Regions from separate parts of the Homo sapiens genome. Here region 2 is linked to region 1. A link is an interaction called in ENCODE POLR2A ChIA-PET data of the cell type or tissue named here. Cell type or tissue: GM12878. All regions are shown on one strand. Links, peaks and the distances in the headings refer to the core of each region. The heading gives the core; the rest is flanking DNA. Region 1 overlaps CUX1 (cut like homeobox 1). Region 2 overlaps CUX1 (cut like homeobox 1).

The links. ChIA-PET counts read pairs that join two places held together with the same protein. Peaks named below come from ENCODE experiments on the same cell type or tissue, not always from the same donor. Only the 100,000 strongest peaks of a DNase experiment are listed, where the experiment ranks them.
Region 2: POLR2A ChIA-PET joins it to region 1 with 9 read pairs; 5 of 35 experiments call an interaction of 5 or more read pairs at or near these places.

Annotation. Positions count from the first base shown.
Region 1 is chr7:101,957,646-101,960,557 of GRCh38, reverse strand. The region is part of intron 2 of CUX1 (cut like homeobox 1); the gene reads right to left. Among named protein-coding and RNA genes, the nearest start is that of CUX1, 140 kb to the right of the region's middle. In GM12878, for the core only: no CTCF peak of the experiment used is centred there; no DNase peak of the experiment used is centred there; H3K27ac peaks cover 438 bases.
Region 2 is chr7:102,165,798-102,168,709 of GRCh38, reverse strand. All of the region lies in intron 9 of CUX1 (cut like homeobox 1), which reads right to left. Among named protein-coding and RNA genes, the nearest start is that of SH2B2, 120 kb to the left of the region's middle. In GM12878, for the core only: no CTCF peak of the experiment used is centred there; no DNase peak of the experiment used is centred there.

The DNA of each region.
Region 1 (2,912 bases), core at 145-2,644:
TAGATTCTCCCACCTCAGCCTCCGAAGTAGCTGTATCTGGGATCACAAGTGTGTGCCACCATGCCCAGCTAATTTTTTCTTTTTGGGCAGAGATGGGGTCTTGTCATATTGCCCAGGCTGGTCTCAGACTCCTGAGCTCAAGTGATCCTCCCACCTCGGCCTCCTCAAGTGCTGGGCTTACAGGCGTGAGCCACTGCAACTGGCCCTCATTGAGAATTTTATCTGAAGCCAGGACTTCCATAGCATTCCTTGGTAAGAATAAGAATCTCACAATTAATCAGTCATCCGATTAATTGCCAATCCTCCTTTACACGTGAATCTCATTAGAGAAACCTGAAGCGGGCAAGACAAACACAACGAACCTTGCTGCAAAAGCTAAAACGACAGATTCCGGAGACATTTCGGAATGGTGGAATTGAAAGAAACATCAGGGCAAACACAGTTGGTCACTGGGTCGAGGATGAAAAAAGCACCGAACGGAGGCCGCCCCAACCAACCAGGCGCCGGAAAAAGCTCTCTCAATTTCATTTCATGGGACCGTGCGATTCTTACGCAACCGTGCCAATGTGAGGCATCTCGATGGCATTAAAGTCTTGTTAAAACAGCAAACCTGTTCTTTTCAAGAGAACAATGGTATTCTAAAAAGCCTTGCAAAATTAATCGAGTTATTACCCTATAAAGAGTCAAACATGTAACTATGTTTAAAAGGGTCCACAGGTTGTACCATGTCCAAACAGAGAATATGTACGCGGTGAAATCCTCCGCAGAACACCTTCCCATTAATTAGGCAGTGGAAACAGCAGCCTCCCCAAATCGAGCAGGAACAAACAGGAAAGAAAAGAATATACTTCTTGTGAGAGAGAGGGGAAAAAAAATACACGCAAACAAAGAAATTAAAGGCAATGCACTCCACCCTCGATAGAATCAGTTTCAACAGAAATAATGAGAGATCTTACGTGGGCTGCCATGATTTCTTCACGTTGCTCTAAAAGCGGAAGGCGGCTTTCCTGGTTGGCACCCGAAGAGGCAGAACACTGAGGACTCAGAGCCCAAAGAGAACCACCGCCTGCCTTAGGAGGGGAGTGCAGCCTGGTTTGCCATATAATGACGAGAAAAGCAAATCAGCTGGGAGGAAAGAAGGCAATTCTTCTTATCTGGGATAGGAGGGAGAGAAATAGGAAAACTTCCCAGGTGGTGAGTTAAGAAAAAAGGGGAGAGGAGTATTGGCAACTTGGGAATGAGGATGCCAGGTGAATACCCTTGTCTTAGCCACGCTCTCTTGCACACACACACACACACACACACACACACACACACACTGCACACACATAGAGCTAGGTAAGGAAAACATTCTGGGGGAAAAGTCTGTTTTTCCTGAATCTATAGGCACCATCCAATCATCCAGGCTGGGCGTGGTTGCTCACACCTGTAATCCTTTGGGAGGCCGAAGTGGGCGGATCACTTAAGCCCAGGAATTTGAGACCAGCTTAGGCAACACTGCCAGACCGTGTCTCTATAAAAAATTTAAAAATTAGCCAGACATGGTGGCTGGCATGAGCCTGTAGTCCTAGCTACTTAGGAGGGCTGAGGTGGGAGGATTGCTTAAGCCAGGGAGGTCGAGGCTGCAGTGAGCCACGACTGTACCACTGGAGTCCAGCTTGGGCGACAGGGCAATACTGTCTCTTAAAAAAAAAAAAAAAAAAAAAAAAAAAAGGGCATCATCTCCTTATGACAGAAAAGGAATTCTCTCTGTGTTTTCATGCTTCTGTGAAAACTTCAGGACTGGCCAGTGGCTCATGCCTGTAATCCCAGCACTTTGGGAGGCTGAAGTGGGCAGACTGCTTAAGCCCAGGAGTTTGAGACCAGCCTGGCCAACATGGTGAAACCCCGTCTCTACTGAAAATACAAAATTAGCCAGGCATGGTGGTGCGCACCTGTAATCTCAGCTACTTGAGGGGCCGAGGAAGAAGAATCACTTGAACCTGGGAGGTGGAGGGTGCAGTGAGCTGAGACTGTGTCACTGCACTCAAGTCTGAGCAACAGAGTGAGACTCCGCCTCAAAAAAAAAAAAAAAAAAAGAAAAGAAAATCTCAGGACCACCCTAGAGTCCTTTTGGGTTACTCCTCCCACTGAACCAAGTTCCATCTCCTAAATATTCTCACATCTTGCTGCTGCTGCTGCTGCTGCAGCTTCAGGCCGGGCCCACATCCTGGCTCCCAAGTAGGGCCCAGTTCCCACGACAGCCCCACTACGTCTCTCCTGAGCCCCAGGGTTCAGCACAGATGACATGACTTACACAGCACACACCAGATGTCAACGCTGTCATTTCTGTTACCTGTGTGCCCCTTCCCACCTTTGGGTTGGAGGTTCTAGAAGGAGGGGGGCTATTTTTACCCACCTAGCACTCTGCACACTTCACACGGAGTCTGGCACATGGCACGGTGGCAATATTTCCACTAATAACAGCAAGTATTCCAGAAACATGTTCCAGCAAAGGGCTCGCATACTTTTGTCTCATTTAATCACTTTAGCAGCTCCATGAGATGGGTACCAGAGATCCCCCATTACACGGGTAGGGACAAGGAAACTCAGATGACTGAATTACTTGCCCAGGGACTGCAGTGAGTAAACGGCAGCTGGGGTTCTGATCTGTGGGACTTCCAAACTCTCACACTTAACCACTGTTTCCGTTTAAAGATGTCTGGTGAATAAATTAATAAGTACGAAGAGTCTTTCAAAAAGACTCTATTTTGCAGACTTGGACATTTTCTTATTGTTTTCAAATTAAAAAGTAACATTCTCTTGTTTTTTTTAAATTATTTTATTTTTTAAGAGATGGAATCTCACTCTGTTGCCCAGGCTGGAGTGCAGTGGCGTGATCTCAGCTCACTGCAACCTCCACCTCCCAGGTT
Region 2 (2,912 bases), core at 316-2,815, 210 kb before region 1:
CAACAGCATTGAATCTATTTGCCCTGCATACAGACAAATTAGGATTTTTTTTTTTTTTTTTTTTTTGAGACAGAGCCTCGCTCTGTCGCCTAGGCTGGAGTGCAGTGGCATGATCTTGGCTCACTGCAGCCTCCACCTCCTGGGTTCAAGCGATTCTCCTGCCTCAGCCTCCTGAGTAGCTGGAATTACAGGTGCCCACCATGCCTGGCTAATTTTTGTGTTTTGAGTAGAGATGGGGTTTCACATGTTGGCCAGGCTGGTATCGAACTCCTGACCTCAGATGATCTGCCTGCCTCGGCCTCCCAAAGTGCTGGGATTACAGGCATGAGCCACCGCGCCCAGCCAATTTAGGATATTTCTAATGGCAGTTCCGTCCGCCCAGGGCGGTGCTGGTGGCCGCCTGCCTTGCCTCTCCAGGAGCTCTTGGAATTACATTCAGTTGAATTCATGTGGTGCCTGGGTGGGTGTGTCTAGGCCCAAGCAGGTCACCTCTGTCACTATCTCTCGTCCACACTGAATCTAGAACCAGCCATCAGGAAGGTGGCAAGGTGACCTGTATGTCCAGGACTGTAGAGGTGATTTCTGGTTCATGCTAATTAATCAACTGGTTTTTTTTTTTTTTTTAATTTCCTGAGATGGAATCTCATTCTGTCACCCAGGCTGGAGTGCAGTGGTGCAATCTCAGTTAACTGCAACCTCCGCCTCCCGGGTTCAAGCGATTCTCCTGCCTCAGCCTCCCGAGTAGCTAGGATTACAGACACACAATGCCACAACCGACTCATTTTTATATTTTTTGTAGAGACGGGGTTTTGCCACGCTGGCCAGGCTGGTCTTGAACTCCTGACCTCAGGTGATCCATGCCTTGGCCTCCCAAAGAGCTGGGATTACAGGTGTGAGCCACTGCATCCGACCTAATCAACTATTAAGACTACAGAAAAATGTCCTCTTCAACAAAAAAGATTTTTCCCAGTTTATTTCCAGATGTGTCATGCCAAGTGTTTCTGATGATCACGTCAAATCACTGAAGAGCTTACGCCTCCCTTGCTGGTCAGTTCAACTCTTGGGCAGAAAATATCTAAGACTCTGCCTGGAATAAGATGTATTTGGAGATATTTCTCCTGGTCTCTTGGGCTAGAAAACCTATTTCTTAGCCTAGTGGAGAAGCTGTTCTGGTGGCAGCCAAGGAGGTGGCCTCACCACCCTGACTTGTAACACTGGCTCTGAAGTGTTCTGGAACGGCCAGCGCTGGGGAAGTCCCGGGCATCTGGTTACAAGGTGTCCCCGGGAGCCTACATGGTCTCAAGCAGGCATTTAGCCGTTCAGAGCGGATACCATCTCATCACAGGGTGATGGTTCACAAAAGAAGGGATCTAGCTGTTGATGATTTCAATTTCTGATTGCATAATTTCTTTCTTTTTCTTTTCTTTTCTTTTTTTTTTTTTGATACAGAGTCTCACCCTGTTGCCCAGGCTGGAGTGCAGCGGTATGATTTTGGCTCACTGCAACCTCCACCTCCCAGGATGAAGTGATTCTCCCACCTCAGCCTCCTGAGTAGCTGGGATTACAGATGCCCGCCATCACGCCCAGCTAATTTTTGTATTTTTAGTAGAGACAGGGTTTCACCATGTTGGCCAGGCTGGTCTTGAACTCCTGACCTCAAGTAATCCACCTGCCTCGGCCTCCCAAAGTGCTGGGATTACAGGTGTGAGCCACCGCGCCCGGCCTGATTGCATAATTTCTGTGGAGCATTTGCACTTGCAATCAGTTTCCAAGTTCACGGACAGTCTCTCTGTGGCCCATCTGTTGGCGGTCACGGTGTCAGACTTCTATCACTTGTGGCTTGCCTTCGTTACTTTCACGCAACTTTCTGATCACATAGTTATTCAGGATTTCTGTCCTGAGGGCGTCGAAAAAAAATACAAAACTCACAAAATGAAGCGTTGAGGTGGTTTGTGTGGTGAGATCCACGAAACAGGAGAATTCAAACTAAAAACAGGCCTAATGGCAGTGAAAGGAAGGAACAGGGAAACAGACACTGATCTGGAGCTGGGATAAATTCATTTCAGGAGCTGAGAAGTAAGCGTAGCCCATCATTGGCAGCTGAGGCAGGAAGAAGGGGGCCCTGTCCCGGGTCGGCGTGTGGTGACACTGGTTTTGAGGCTCTGGCGTCTTCCTGAAGACCCCTGTTAAACCAGCTGTAGCTGTGTTTCTAGATCTGGAACCCCAGATCTAGCGGTGGCGGCCCTGAGACATCACTTCCCTGTGGTCACCGCCGGACTCCCGTCTCCTCCTGTGTCCCTGCAGAGACAGGGCCACTGGGAGCCCTCGTTCTACTTTTGTGTCTGCCCCACCATGAGAACGGCCCCTCGCCAAGCCTGAGCACTGTCCTGGGAGATCTTTCTTGCTCTTTCTTGTCTATTCTCTGTCATTTGCTGAGAAATCAGAGTTGATGCTAGAAACACAGGGGCGAGGAGGATACTGCTTGCATATCAGTGGTAACCCAGACCACGATGGCAGAAAACAGCCACCCGGCAAGGGGACTGGTGGCCACGGGGCTCACACAAGCCGATGCCCATCACCTGGCGATGGTGTCCAGGACATTGTCACGAAGGTCCCTGGCATGTGTGGCCCCAGGCACACCTCACATCCTCCTCATCTCAAAATGGAAGACCCTTTTGGGGGAAATTACTCTTAGCTGGCATCAGGTTAAACTCTGCCTCCCCTCAGCAGTCACCTGGGAGGTAGCAAGCAGCCAGCGACACCGTGTCTCAGGAATTCTTCCTGTTAGAGTCAAGCCAGCAAATACAGAGATGGTTTCCACCGTGAGACCCAGGGGAGCCTCGCTTCTCTGGGGAAGGTGAAGGAGGCTTTTCTGCTCCCTGGGCTGGTGTCATATTCCTCACTGGGTGATT